Linked DNA regions of Homo sapiens: region 2 is linked to region 1. Evidence: read pairs that join two places in POLR2A ChIA-PET (ENCODE). Cell type or tissue: A673. All regions are shown on one strand.

Region 1 (8,000 bases):
TGGGACTAGTTGTAAGGTTGCTTCTTCAGTTTTAGTTGATCGCCACTTCTTCTGCACAACAGCAGAGTTCTATGGGACTGAATAATGCAACTAAACACAATTTGATTGGACACACATTTTTCCCAGAGCCATAGTTCAGCCTGTCACTGCTATGTCATGAAACTTCTCTGTCTCCATCCTAACCCTTCCCATGCCCCACTCACAGGCACGCTGGGCTTCAGTCACACCGACTGTCTGCCATTCCCACATCACAACAGGCTTGCTCAGATCACTTGCCCATTCATTTATGTTAGTCTCTCTGCCTGGAACTTCCTTCCTTCTCTTTTCCACCTAGAAAATGTGTATGTCTCCCTTAAGCTAAGCATAAAAGACATCTAGTTCTGGCCAAGATTCCCAAGTACAGTTAGTGACTCTCCTTTTTATGCTCCTGTAGTACTGATCAGTGATGGCATTTATCCAGCCTGTATGAATTCTTCTAGAATGTAAGGTGGACTTAGGTCTTTTTTTTTCCCCACAATGTTGTAGACATAGTACCTAATAGTGGTTGAAGTAATACATCTATGGCTGCATCTGACATTCCATGCTCTTAAAAGAGTATAGTGCCAGGAGGTTTCAGAGGCTCTGGCTATTGGAGGTGGCCTTCTCACTTTGGCCCACTTGGAGAAGGGCTCAGCCCTCAGAGAGACCGAGAGACCAGGCAGCCTTTATCAACCTCTCTCTCTCTTTTTTTTTTTTTTTTTGAGACAGAGTCTCGCTCTGTCGCCCAGGCTGGAGTGCAGTGGCACGATCTTGGCTCACTGCAAGCTCCGCCTCCCAGGTTCACACCATTCTCCTGCCTCAGCCTCCCGAGTGGCTGGGACTACAGGCGCCCGCCACCACACCTGGCTAATTTTTTGTATTTTTAGTAGAGACGGGGTTTCACCATGCTAGCCAAGATGGTCTTGATCTCCTGACGTTGTGATCCGCCCGCCTCGGACTCCCAAAGTGCTGTGATTACAGGTGTGAGCCACTGCCCCCGGCCTATCAACCACTCTTTAAGACACAAGAGGAGCTGGGGAGGGACAATGCTCTCTTTACAGACAAGCAAAGGCTGTCGGATCCTGCACTAGAAAACCTTATGCTATAATATAAAAAATTATAAAAAATGTCTCTGTTTTCCTGTTGTTAAAAAGAAGTCTTTTTTGACACAAGTCATTAATCTTCACCCCTTCTTGTTGCTCTCATCTACCAAACTCCCCCGCATTCCTGGTCATCCCCTGTCCAGGGCTTCTGCTTCCCTCTCCACCATGTCTACAAGCATCTTTCCAGGTGACTTGAGTATGAAATAAATTATCTATTTGATTCTCACTCTTTCACAACCTCCTCCTCTGTGATCTTTCTTCCACACCCAACTCAGCCACCCACTGTCATGGGTATGCCTGAACTTTGTCAAAAGATTTCCAAGATGATGGCTGTCCATTTTCATTTCTTTCTTTATCTTTTTTTTTTTTTTTTTTTTTTTTTTAAGACAGGGCCTTACTATGTTGTTCCGGCTGACCTCAAACACCTGGACTTGAGTGATCCTCTCGCCTCTGGAGTAGCTGGACTACTGGGCCACTAGCATGCCTGGCTTCAACCTTTTATTTTTATGCTCTCAATTCTCCTTGCTCCTGTTCTCACACGCTCTGATTTAGACCCCACCGTTATGTTATCTATGACTCTCATAAAACACCCTCGCCCCTGTGTCCCTCTCTCCACTCTCCTTCTCAATGAGAAAATGCTTAGCCTGCCAACTCTCAGCCAACCCCACGCAGCTTCTTTGTAACTACATGTTGCTGGATACACTTATACAGCTGAGATGTCTAAATATCTCTTCCAGTGTATGTCCAAAAGCATTGACAGACACTTAGATGAACCCAATATCCCATTCTCAGAGTAGGCTATTTCATGTCATCTCTCTCTTTCAACTTCTGGCACTCTCCTGGCCTCAACTCTCGGCTAATGACCTCACCTCATAGCTGAAAAAGGATGAACTAATGTCTTGAGATATATGCGCACTTACTATGAGTTTCTATTCAAAGACAGAAATATTCTGGCTTTACCTAAAGCCTGTTTTTCCTTGTGTGATGTATCTCATCCTCTCACAGGTACTCAGGAATTTCTTCTAGCAATATCTTTCACCTCCGCTTCATCTCAGTGTCTCACTCTTTGTTAGACTTTGTCCACTAGCTTTCCTGGCCTTATACATGTGTTAATATTATCCTTACAAAACATCAAACCTCATTGGACCCCACATCTCTCTCAAACAGTGCCTCCATTTCCTTTCTCCTTTTTACAACATGATCCCTGCTATTTCCATTTTTTTACATTGTATATTTTTCTTAACCTACTTCATTTCTATCTTTGTTGCCACCAATATAATGATTTTTTTATCGCTTACCAATGACTTTCATATTCTCAAATTTACTAGTTAATTATCTGTTCCTTATCTTACCCAACTATTCAGTAGCATTAGCAGCATTAGCCAGTGACTCTCTCTCAGACACTGCAGTCTCTGGGTGTCACAAAACCTTCCTGCTTTGGTCCTGTTCTTCTCGGCCTCCTTCGCTAATTCCTCATGTCTACCAGAACTCCACATATGTAAGTGTCCTGTATTTATCTCCCTTTGTTCCTTAGGTAATCTCATCTATTCCCCATCATCCTGTGCACAATGCATATTCTGAGGTCTCCCGAATTTATAGGTCCAGCTTTGACCACTTCTATTGGCCCTGCCCTCAGATATCTGCTCCGGGGTCATTAGTTCCATGTTTTTGTTTATCAGATGACTCTTGGACCCACACTCTATCAGATGACTCTTGGACCCACGCTCTATAGTTTTAAATGACAGCAGTCATTTAAAAGTCAAAAATGTCACAACGTTCTCCTGCTGTAAGCCTTCCAGTGGTTTAGGATTATAATTATATCTTCCTCACAACTTTCTAACCTTTCATGAATTTGCCACTGCCAACATCTCTCACTCTTATTTGCCATAGTTTAGCTATATTGGACTTCTTCATTTCAGTTTCAAAAATATAGTCTTCCTCCCACCTCTGTTTTTTGTTTGTTGGTTTCACTTTGGATAAACTACATTCAGAATACACTTTTCCTAAATTCCCACAGGACTAAGTCTTCCTTGTTTTTGTAGATTTCATTTCAATCATTACCTTCTCAAAGAGGTCAACCTTGACATTAGCCACCATCTACCTATCAATTTACTTTCAAACCTATTATGTATTATATTTTCTCTATAGCATTCAGTGTGATAATAAATTATTTCTTTATTCATATAGGTACATATTGCCATTTTTCCTTTGACTGGAACACAAACTCCGTGAAAGCAGGTGCATTTTCATCTTCAGCCTTTGAGCCCTAGGATAGTTCCAGGCACGGGAATGACATTCAACAAATATTTACTGAATAAGCAAATGAGAACATGGCTTGGCATATCAAATCAATTTTTGTCTATAAGTATTTATTGAATAAGTTAGGGGCCCAGGCCTGTACTTGGAGCTGGAAGCCCAGATGAAAATTCATGGTCCTTTCCTTCAAAGAGTCTAATCTGGAGAAGAGTTCTGAAAAAACAATGGTGAAGCTGCTCTGGGAAAAATGGACTTAACTCTGCCTTAGAAGAGCAGGGACAAGGTTCAGCTAGGACTTGAAGGAGGAGTGACATCTAACTGCCCAAAGGGATGGAGTAGGAGGCACGTGTCCTGGGCACAGACAAGGAAGCAAGCTGAATGTGCGGGTTCCCCACATGCTCTGGTGTCCCTGGCATGCAGCTTTCATCTACAGCTCTAGAAGGAGACTGCCAACAAGCCAGGCTACTGGGGGATTTCTCAATCTATGAAACAGTTTTACTACTGTGTCCTCCTCTAATTAATCATTTTGATTAAAATAAACACATTTATCATATATATTACAGGTACATAAATTTATGGTCAGGTGCCATGGCTCATGCCTGTAATCCCAGCACTGTGGGAGGCCAAGACAGGTCGATCAGGAGGTCAGGAGTTCGAGACCAGCCTGGCCAACATGACGAAACCCCGTCTCTACTAAAAATACTAAAATTAGCCAGGCGTGGTGGCCCAATGCCTGTAATCCCAGCTACTTGGGAGGCTGAGGCAGGAGAATTGCTTGAACCTGGGAGGCAGAGGCTGCAGTGAGCTGAGATTGTGCCACTGCACTCCAGCCTGGGCGACAGAACAAGACTCTGTCTCGAACAAAATAAAAATAAAAAAAAAATAAATGTATGTATATAAACTTTTATATAAAAATATATTTTTACATATATTAAATATATAATAGGAAATTTTCAGATAGAGTGCTTCTGTAATGAATTAGATATTCATTTATTTTTAAAACTTTATTTAAACTTGGCTTTCTAGAAATCCATTGAAAATAAAAATCAGGCACGAAGTCATTTTCAAGGCCTTTGCAGTTCACAGAAGCCCTGCAGTGTGGGGAGCAGCCTGGCTGCTGGATCCCCTCCCACTGCATGCTCGTGGCCCTGCTCTGCAACCAGAGGTTGCCCAAGACCCAAAAGGGCCCGTCTGGGGTTCAGAATTTTTTTGAAGAGAAAGTTTAAAAAGTTCAATGAGAAGGACAAGATGAATGATAAGGCACTCACCTTTTTATAGAAAAGCCATCCGGAGAAACTCATGTCAGCACTAGGCATTGAAGCCGAAAATGATATTCAGTCACAAACCTGGGAACTGAACCCAGCCCCCACCACGCAAAGCATGCATGCACAAAGAAACCCTATTCTTTGATGGATTCTTCTGCAGGGTCACCTTCATTCTGACCATTGACTTTCCCAAGCCTCTGTCTCTGTAACCAGAGCTGGCTCAATTATGTCCCATCAAAAAGAACAGATAGCAGGAAGGCCAGGTTCAGGGAGGGAGCTATAATTTTAGCAGCATTTCCTGTTATGAGTCTGACTTCTGATCCCTTGTGCTTGCACAGGTCAGGGAATTGCAGCAAATGGCATGCATGAGTCACTCTGTCTCCTGGGTCAAGCACAGGCTGTAGGCAGACGTCTGAAGGACTTTTCCCTTTTTAGCTCCAGGAATTACGCATCCAGTCCACTTTGCTCTCAAACATGTAGCTTGGGCAGGATTTCTCAGCAATTCATATGTATTTGAACTGACGTTTGTAAAACGACACAATAATGTCCTGTCGCATTTTTGTGTCTAATCAGAGCAGAATCGTTCTCAGGTGCTACTGACCTAAGAAAACATTTTGTTCAAACTTCTCATCTGGAACAAGAGGAAGGCCTGGGAAGAGTAAGAAAGTTTCCTAAATCAAATTACTAATTAATGACAGAGCCGAGGCCAGAACCCAGTGTGTAGACTTTCAAAACAGGCATGTTGTCTGTGTGTCTCCTAGGTCTCCTAGACTTCTACACACTGCCTCATCCATCAGACCACACTCAGACTTGGTTGTGACATGAGTCACCAGAAAATGGGGGCAGGGAAACACTTTTGTAAGGAATTCTGGAATAGAATTGCAGTATGTTAGATACTGGAGGCCCATGATTTAGCATTATAGTTAGAATTTATTTTCAGTGTTTGTAAAATACAAGGTAGTAGCTTCAGTGGTGGTTCCCAAACAATGCCACATCTTTCTGAATTGCCAGAGACTGTTTGAAAACTTCAGATTTCTGTGTCCCATCTGAGAACTAAACAGCAACCGCAGAGTGAAGAACATAAATTTCTCTTTTAGGATCCTTCACAATTCTAATGAATACCCAGGTTAGAAAACAATTTTATTAGATTACTGTAGATTCCTTATTCAATTTTAATATTCTGTGATGTTAATCAGTATTTTCCAAAATTTGCTCCTACTGGGAATCATTTTATTGTCAAGATTGAGGAGCAAAATGAAAATGAAAGATTGAGAACCTTTCAAGAAGTCTTTAATTGAAATTTTTTGTCAATATTTTCTCAATGTATTGAGATAAAGAACAATTTTTTTTTTTTTTTTGAGACAGAGTCTCACTCTGTTGCCCAGGCTGTAGTGCATTGGTGTGATCTCAGCTCACTGCAACATCTGTCGCCCAGGTTCAAGCGATTCTCCTGCCTCAGCCTCCCCAGTAGCTGGGACTACAGGTGTGTGCCACCACGCCTAGCTACTTTTTGTATTTTTAGTAGAGATGGGGTTTCATCATGTTGACCAGGCTGGTCTTGAACTCCTGACCTCAGGTGATCTGCTTCCTCGGCCTCCCAAAGTGCTGGGATTACAGGCGTGAGCCACAGAGCCTGGCCAAGAATAATTTTTTTTAAAGCAACAACTACTGGCACCTTAGAAACTAATGCTCCCCAGAAGACATTTTTAAAATAATCTAAATTATTAAAACAAGAAGTCTATATACAAATATAGAAACTTTATAGTTTTTAAAAATAAACATGCTCACTCTCTTAAAAACAGATAACTAAAACGGACTTACAAAACTATTCACTTAATCACAGAAAGATACATTTTCTCTTAAGTGCTGAGTGCTCAGAATTAACACTAGATTTCTGTGGTGTTGGGCTCTTTAAGGTAAATTTGTGCTATCTCCACCCGGAGAGGGGCTTCTCTTAGACCTCGCTTTTCTGGTAAAGGTGAAGAATAATGAGATCTCTCCTTTCTTTGAATAGTCAGGTGTTTACAAATGAGCAATCTCCAGCTATACCTTCCTCCTGGAGTTTGCTTTCTTTCTGCAGTTCACCTCGTTGGGTTTTAAATGTTTCCTCTGACTCCAGATGAAAGACTAGCTTGAAATAAATACCACACGCGGCCACAAAGCCCTTCTGTACAGAACTCTGTGCGCTGCTGACGGGTTTGGAATGAGAGTCAGGCTTGTGCAGAGGCATCCGGGGTCAGGCGCAGAATGACCCACTCCTCTGGTTTCACTTAAACTCACATTTTCTCCATGGAGATAACACACACCTCCAGATCTGGTTACTTGCTTCATGAGGGGATCTCATTTGTCCTCATGTAATATTTACCCTTGGAAAATGTCTTAAACTTAACTTTGTCCCCTTTATTTTAATAACACACATTTTAAAAAAGAGTCCTCTAACAAAAGAAGATGAGTGTACAGAAACCAGGTAAAAACCGGAAGTGCCAAATAATCATGTTCCTGATGATTTAATCAAAAGGACTGCTCTTTGTAAAAACAGGTCGAGGACTGCCGTTCTGTCCTTAGCATTCACAGCTGCAGGTGCTCACCAGGCCAGGGACGGCTCACAGCCTCTCCCGTAGTGCCCTGTCGCTGCCTCTTCATCTGACATGGACTTCCTGACTCCTCTACTGTTGTCTGCATTTGTTGTTGCTAAAGGGTTCACAGCAAAACACAAAAATAATTGAGCCTTTTTCTTTCTTCCTTCCTCCCTCCCTCCTGCCCTCCATCACTCCTTCTTTCCTTCCTTCCTTCCTCTCTCCTTTTCTTTCTCTTCCTTCCTCCTTTTCTTCCCCTTCCTTCCTCTCTCCCTCCCTCTTTCCTTCCTTCCTTCCTTCTTCTCTCCTTTTCTTTCTTTCTCTTCCTTCCTTTTCTTCCCCTTCCTTCCTCTCTCCCTCCCTCTTTCCTTCCTTCCTTCCTTCCTGCCTTCCTCTTTCTTTCCTTCCCTCCATTCTTCTTTCTCTCCCCTCCCTTCTTCCCTCCTTCCTGTCCATCTGTCCTCCCCTTTATCTATGCTTCCTTTCATCTTTCATCACTCTCCTCACTCCCCTTCTTTCCTGTATCTTTTCTTTCTTCTCTCCTACTTTCCTTTTTTCTTGCATTCCTCTCCCTCCCACCCTTCTCTTCTCCTTTCTTTCCTTTTCTTTCTCCCCCTCTCTCTTCATCTCTCTCCCCCCTTCCATCCTCCTCCCTCCTTCTCTTCCTTTCTTTCTTCTTCTTTCTTTCACGTGTACCTTTCTTCTTTCTTTCATCTATCCTTTCTACCTTCCTCCCTCTCTTCATTTCTTCCTTTCTTTTTTCCTTACTGCGTCTTTTCCTC
Region 2 (8,000 bases), 260 kb after region 1:
CAACCAGAGCCACAGTCTTCTTGAGGACCATGAAACTCTTGGAAGCCCCCAGAAATTGTCATCTTCCCAGAAATTGGATATTCTTTCTTCCTCCCCACAGTTGGACAAGGTTCTCCATCCTGTGAGCCAGGCATTGCACTAGACTCTGGATATATCAGGATGTGAAACCACAGTCCCTTCCTTCAAGGAGCACAGATGAATGGGGCAGGGTGTAGATAATAGCAGTACAATCTTATGTAATAGATACAATGCTGGGTGTTTTTCAGGACAAGGAGAGAAACACCTAAAAGATCAGGGGGAGGCGTTTTGGAGGAAGTGGGAGCGCAGCGTAGCCTTAAACAATGAATACAAGTCATTCAGGTCACTGGAGAGGGTGCCCAGCTTAAGCAGAGGCATGAAGATGAGAAATATCGGGAAGCAAGCAGAAAAATACAAGCAATAGTTGTCACGGAAGCAATGAAGCAGGGCATCTCCCACAATAAGGCCAGAAGGGAATATAGCAGCAAGAGAATGGAGATCACGTCCTCCAATATTAACACGGTCAGGCAAAGGAGGAAGCTCGAACAGGGCCCCCAAGGCAGTGGGGGAGGCAAGTGAGATTTAATCAGGAAGCTAAGACCATTCTATTTGCCTTCTGGATGTATCTGTTTGGTATTGAAACAAGAACATCTGCCTGACTGCGAGCACCGTGTTGTCTCTTAACACCAGACTCTGCCCAGTGGATCAGTCATCCTGGAGATTGACTCCAACTGGGGAATGGCTCAGAGTCATCAGAACAATTTGGTCATCATGACAGGGCTTCAGCCATACTGTTCCAAATACGCCCTCATCCCAGAGCCTGACATCACTCCCGGTCTCCTCTCCAACCCTTAGACCTGTCACTGGGGTCTGACATACACAAAGCTAAGCCCACCAGGGCTAGCACCTGCTGAAGTGCCCACCATGAGCCTAAGTCTGGCTCACATCTGCACTGATGTCATCACACAACACAAAACATGGCTGTATTCATTTTACAGGGCTCTGAATGGGTAGCTGACTTCACTGAGACTATAACCTAGATCTCATGGCCTTTCCAAGTTTACACCTGCATCTTGTCATCACCTTTTCTGTCCCAAAGCACAGAGTCCATGGGTAATTTTTAGGTGTGTCAAACACCAGGCCTTGTGCCAAGGACTCAGCAAACAAAGGTAAATAGGGCACAATTTTACCCCTAAGGAGTTTGAACCTGTCATGGCAAATACATAACCATCTTTTTCAATAAAGAACAGAAACACCAAGAGGTTATGTGATTTGCCCAACACCACAGGGCTTCCTGGTGCCGCTAGGACAGGTTCTGAACTAGAACTCAGCACTCCAGACCCCGTGGAATAGTCCATTGCCAGCATTCCATGATGAGTTCACAGACTATGGAGAGGAATCACCTCTGGGGACCTACTGAGCAGACTCGGGGCAGTTGCTGACACATCCGAGAGTCAGACCTAGTTTTCTCCTTGGCTGGATCCTCTCTAAAGCCATCTCCCTGATTTTAGAGTGGGCTTTATGACCCAGGTGCATGATCAGCCTAGCTCTTGCTTTTCAAAAAGGAATTAGGGAAATGCTGAAAGACACTCGGCAAATCAATCTGTCTGATAGCAGCGTCCAGCCTGGCAGACGGACTTGTTCTCATGCACACGGCAGAGACCTGTACCAGACGACCAGCATCTGAACCCCCGAGCCTTGTCTCACCTGAGCAGGGCTCCCTTTGTCACGGTGTCAGCGGCTCCGAGCCGTGAAGGTTCTGTGCTTCCAACGAGGCTCGTCTGGGAGGCATCAGCACAGCTTTTAGCTTCCTTTAGTGAGGCAGTCGTCAAAACACTGCCGGGACTGCAGAATGAAATCTGGATTTGAGAACCCTCTGCAGGGCTGCCAGGGGTGCTTGGCACTGCCTGGCGCCACCAGCCGGTCCAGCTCCAGCCAGACTGCTGACCTGGCACTGGCGCTGCGTGATATAACTCGCTCTCACGGGGAAGGTTTAACTGTCTCTTCCCCAAGCTCGGAGTCCTCCAGTCTCTGTAGGATGCATCTCTCTGTGATGCCCCTCTTCCCACACTCCGGGCTCCTCTCTGCCAGGGTTCCAGCCGTTCAGGGACTCACAGCCCAACCCCTGTAAACATGCCAGCCAAGAATTCATCATTTTTAGCAAAGTAATTATTAATCCCAAGGCTTCTGTTGAAGTCCTTCTCTTTTATTAGTGCTGCCAATTAAAATATATTTAAGCATAAAGATATTTATAAAGAGTCTAGTGTTTTTCCGTAAATACCTATCGATTGAAATCATTTTAAAAAAAAAAAATCTAGCAACTATTCCCTTATTCCTGTATAACACATTGTTCTCATTTAATTTATATGACTTTAAGACTTCATATGGAAAGGATATAGTTGACTGGGGAGACATGGATACAAAAAAAAGTAACCATGTAGGAAATTAATAATGCACATTGGAATATTAATCATGTCGTTGGAAGAATGCAAGAGACACATAAGAGCATAGAACTGAGACTAAGGAGACCTGGAGACCTGGGTTCCAGTTCCAGAAATAACACGAAATTAACTTTAAAGATTTGTGCAAGTTACTTGGTGCCTGGACGTGAGTAGCTCCCCGGCTTTCAAGCAGTTAGGTTGGTTGATTGCCAAAGTCCTTCCCAGCATCACCATTCTAATATATATTTTTAAGCCAAAACACATATACCTGTGGTTTTTAGAGGAAGTATAATACAGCCATTAGAACCACTGAAGACTCACAGGCTTCTAATCCTCACTGCCCCTTCTTAGCTCTGTGACCCGGACAAATTTTCTACAGAGTAGACACCTCAGTATCCCCGATTACAAGATGGGAGAACATTTGCTGTTACATGAGCTGATGCGTCGCTGTTAAGAATTAAATGAGCTAATTTATGCAAAACCAGCTGGAACATTGCTTCATCTATGGTTTTGCACAATAAATGTTAACTGTTATTATTACTCTATTCAATGGTCCTAATTCTACCACAACTATCTTACTAACTTACTAGTTGGCCAGTACTGGATATGCAGTACTTACTATATTTGTGTAGGAGTCATAGTCTTCATGTAACAGGGTCCTGCTAATGCTTTCAAAGATAAGGCCACATCTCTGTGTTAGAAGACAGATTTTTGGCTTAGGGAAAAAAAAATTTATTGAACACTTACTGTATGCCAGAGTACTCTCTAAAACATTTTTTTCTATATCATCTACATGTTTCAGGGCACTATGTAAAGTGTATTCCCTTTTAATAACAATTTAAAATACTCTCAATTATAAAACAAGGTGATTCCAATGCATAAAATGTACATACTTTGCCCAAAGCTATAGATGTGGTTAGTGTTAAATCCAGGAACCAGGAAGTCTAACTCAAAGTAATTCATCATGTCAATTGCCCAAGCTAAAGGGGGATTCAAATGTATACTGCTCAGGTGGTGGGTGCACCAAAATCTCACAAATCACCACTGAAGAACTTACTCATGTAACCAAACACCACCTGTTTCCCAAAAACCTGTGGAACTAAAAATAAAATTAAATAAAATAAAGGCGAATGCAAACAGAAAGTAGAAACTGAAAAGAGACTTTATAGGAGGGCAATAGAGATTGGTCTTTTTGTCTTCAATCTCTCACCTACAACTTTTTTTTTTTTTTTTTTTTTTGGAGACAGGGTCTCACTCTGTTAGCTGAGCTGGAGTGTGTGGTGCAACCATGTCCCACTGCAGCCTCAACTTCCCAGCTCAATCTTCCCACCTCAACCTCCCAAGTAGCTGGGATTACAGACACCATCATAGCTGGCTAACTTTTAAATTTTTCTTTTGTAGAGAAAAGATCTTATATTACCCAGGCTGGTCTCAAACTCCAGGGCTCAAGAGATTCTCCCACTTTGACCTCCCAAAGTGTTAGGATTACAACTGTGAGCCATAGTGCCTGGCCCCAACTTTTTATTGGTGCATGGACATTACAAAAAGTTTTAAAGTATGAGTCTTCAAAATACGTATTGATATGTACATCACATATACCCCACACTGAATAGTAATAATAGTAGCAACAACAACAACTGAGGACGGAAACCTAGAAGGAAAATGTCTCTCTTCCATCAGCCCCTTTCAGGATGATACCACTGATCTCTACTGAGAAAGCCTAACATTCTACCAGCTGACAGAGAGGAAATGTTTACAGGGCCCAGCTGCAAGATTTCACAGCAGGGCGAGAAGGGTGGATTTAAAGCTGAGAGGCAATAAATTGATGAGGGGAAGAGAACATGTAGATGACAGAAGGGTCCTCACCTCCCAAGAAAAGTCAGGATCCACAGCCAGCCTTAGAGGTTTTCTATTTTAATATTAAAATAAAGTAAAGCCTCCTTTTCCCTATGAATCTATCTGTCATTCATTTAATCAAAAATTTACATTGAAATGTTTAATAAGATGGCTGCGGTGCTGAACATCCTTTACAGATATCAAAAGATGCCTTAATGTCCATCTTAGGTGTTCATTCCCTGGTAAAGGGGATCTCCATTTCCTTCTAATCAGTTCCTACTAGTTCTCGGCATTATTAAATGTATATTTTTCAGTCTACGTTTTTTTATATGATTTTGCACAAGCTGTTCCCCTTTCTATAGAATTTTTATGTGAAGTCCAGGTGAGTTCATGACTCCCACCCTATTCCATCTCTATTTGTTCTACACATTTAGATTATTACATTTAAGTCACCCTGTTATATTTATTTACCTATCTATTTCTCTTGTGAGTCTCTTAGTGACAAAAGCAATGTCTTAGTCGTCTTTGTTTCCCTGAATTTTCATCCAGTGTTTCTTAACCTTTGCACATATTGAAATATGTGAGTGGGTCATTCTTCTTTGTAGGGGGACTGACCTGGGCATTGTACGATTTCAGCAGCATCCCTGGCTTCTACCCACTAGATGCCAGTAACATCCTCTTAGTTGAGCCAACCGGAAATCTCCCCAGCCGTTGCTCAACATCTCTCGGGTGGCAAAATCAATGCCACTTGAGAATCACTACATTAGTATGATTACTAGGTCAGAATTAATACTAAACAACTTGGTCATTGAAAAAAATATCAAATTACAATAGAATCCGTTAAATATAATATAAGCTGCAGTCATTTGACAACTAATATGTCTCAATTTAGTTCTGTAGGAAAGAGCAAACTACAAATTCATTTATTTATTCATTTAATTAGTAAATTGAATGAACATACTGACTACTTATTCCATTGTAAGTGCTTTCCTAGCCCTGAATGTAGAGAAGTAAGAAAATTAAATTTCTGTCCTTGCTGGGGTTATCTGATAAAAAGTCTTCCACCTACACACACAAATATACATATATTCTTAGCTAACAAATCCAGCCATCCATCTATGCATGTATTAATTTATTTCACAAATAACTGCTGCTCCTGCTTTGTGCTGGACACCACCATGGCTGTGCTGGGGATATGGAGCTTGATAAGACACAATTCCTGTCTTCAGGCAACCATAGGCAAAGAAAATCTAGTAAACAATTGGGTGCAAGAAAATATTTATTTATGCAATAAACATTTAGGTACAGTGCTACCTACTGATATGATATTGAGCAAAGTTGATACAGTCTCATGCAGCTAACAGTCTAGGAATGAAGACAGACAGGAAGAACATTCTAGTAGAAGCGAGAAGGACCATGGAAGTCCAGGGTGGGTCCACCTGTCTGAGATCAGGGAGTATTTGTGGTGATTTTAACACATGCTCATCAGTTCTCTGACACTCCTTCCACAAAAAGTAGGGTCTGTATCACCTCATCTCTTAAGTTGACTTGAGTGACCCACTTCTAATAGGATGTGGCAGCAATGGAGCCATGTGACTCCTGAGGTTAGAGATAAAAGTTAATATGGCTCTGCTTGGTTTTCTCTATTTTGGGGCTCACCATGGAACTCAGCCAGGATACTGTAAGAAAGTTCAGGCCACATGGCTAGGCTGTGTGTAGGCATCCCAGCTGGCAGTGCTAGCTGAGGCCACAGCCAATGGCCCCATGAACCACCAGACATGTGAGTGGATGAGCTTTTACGCAAGTCCAGCCTTCAAGTTGCTCTGTCTGGGGCTAACTGGAGCAGAAAGGAGCTATCCTCACCAAGCCCTGCCCCAACTGCAGATTTGTGAATAAAAGAAATATTATTGGTTTAAGCCACTGAGTTATGGGATGGTTTGTTATGCAGCCCATGTTTAGTACCTAAACAATATAATGGATTGGATTAAAAGTTGCCCAACTGTGGTGGGTGCACAGAGTCTATATTGAGTAGTTCAAAAAAGATTTCATGAGTTGGTGATATGAGTCCAGTCTTGGAATATGAATGTGTGCACCAGTGAGTATTAGCCAGGCAGAGGAGGGCAGAAATGAAGATAAGAAGTCACATGTCTATTCTTTGAAGTGTGAGCATTTCAGTTTGTTAAGACCGTGGAGGACAGCACTGGAATGGAAGAATCAAAATAAAGAAAGTTAATTTGTTAGCTTAATTTAACATCAATACGGTTAGTTTGTTGACTAACAAAATAAAGCTAGATTCAAATATGGAAAGCCCTTACAACTAGTTTTACTATTATGACAAAATACACAAAATATAAAATGTATCATTTCAACAGGGTACAATTCAGTGGCATTCAATCCACTCAGAACGATGTGCAGGCAACCATCAGCAGTATTGAGTTCCAAAACATTTCCATCACCTTCAAAAAAATCCCTGTACCCATAAAGCAGTCACCCTCCCCAATAGTCCCTGCTAACGAATAATCTCTTTTCTTTCTCTATGAATTTGCCTGGATATTTCATTTATAATTGACCCTCTAACAATGTAGGGGTCAGGGGTGCCAACTCCCTGAAACTTTTTACAGCCAGAAATCTGCATATAACTTTTGACTCCCCAAAAAACTTAATTCCTAGTAGCCTATTTTGACCAGAAGCCTTACTGATAACAAAGTCAATTAGCACATATGCTGCATATTATATGTATTACATATGGTATTCTTATAATAAAATAAACTAGAGAAAAGAAAAATTCTTATTCAGAAAATCACAAAAAAAGAGAACAATATATTTACTCGTCGTTAAATAAAACTGGATCATCATGAAGGCCTTCATTTCAGTCTGCTGACTTTCCCTTTTGCAGACATAAATGGTTTATTCATAGATGAGGTTGTGCTTGTGAAGACAGGGCAAGCCCGTGTGGTGTTTTTGTGAGTGGCTGCTATTCCCAGTGCTAGATGGGACTCTCATCCTTCCTAATGACCCATCCGAGTGGACTGCAGGGAAAGTCCCCAGTATCCCACTTCCCGTGCTTTCAGAAATGGGGGCTCCCTGGGGCAAAATGTACCCTTTACTAAAATAGAAGCAAGCCACAGTGTTCCCTTTGGGAGACAGGGGGAGGGAAAATGCAGATTTGGGTGCTGGGTAGAGAACAACAGCCCTCTCGGCATTGGTATCTTGGCTCAGAAAGCTGAGTGCTGCCCTGGAAGTGACCTGCTCACACCCAGCCACCCTCATCTTTCATCCAGTAATTGCCTGCGTGTCCATTGCCACCACTGGCATCCAGGCTCAGGGCAGCCTTCCGAGGGACACAGGACATGCTTTTCCTCAAGGGTTCCAAGGCAGATTCAGAAAAGATGAACAATGCCCATGAATATTTAATGAAGACATTAATGTGGCAAAGCAAGGAATTCCTAGCATGTGAGGGTGAGGTCCCAACCAGCTGATTTTAATTTTCTTTGTCGGGTGAGATGTTTTTCTTTCTGGCATCTCTAATCTGAAGTCAGATACAGATAAAAAATACTAAACACAGACCATCTGATCAGCACTGCACAAGACATTCTGAAAAGCTACGCAGTAACGTTTTAACAAGAACCTGTAAGGTATTTATTACTATATATATGCCATAGATGAGCAAACCAAGAGTCAAGGAGTTTAAGTAAATTGCTCAAT

Evidence for each region. ChIA-PET counts read pairs that join two places held together with the same protein. Peaks named below come from ENCODE experiments on the same cell type or tissue, not always from the same donor. Only the 100,000 strongest peaks of a DNase experiment are listed, where the experiment ranks them.
Region 2: POLR2A ChIA-PET joins it to region 1 with 10 read pairs; 2 of 35 experiments call an interaction of 5 or more read pairs at or near these places.

Annotation. Positions count from the first base shown.
Region 1 is chr2:6,183,953-6,191,952 of GRCh38, reverse strand. No RefSeq gene overlaps it. Among named protein-coding and RNA genes, the nearest start is that of LINC01247, 190 kb to the left of the region's middle. In A673, no CTCF peak of the experiment used is centred here; no DNase peak of the experiment used is centred here.
Region 2 is chr2:5,926,647-5,934,646 of GRCh38, reverse strand. It overlaps SILC1 (sciatic injury induced lincRNA upregulator of SOX11), which reads right to left and starts at 1,960. Exons shown (of 2, transcript NR_026832.1): 1 at 1,726-1,960. In A673, no CTCF peak of the experiment used is centred here; no DNase peak of the experiment used is centred here.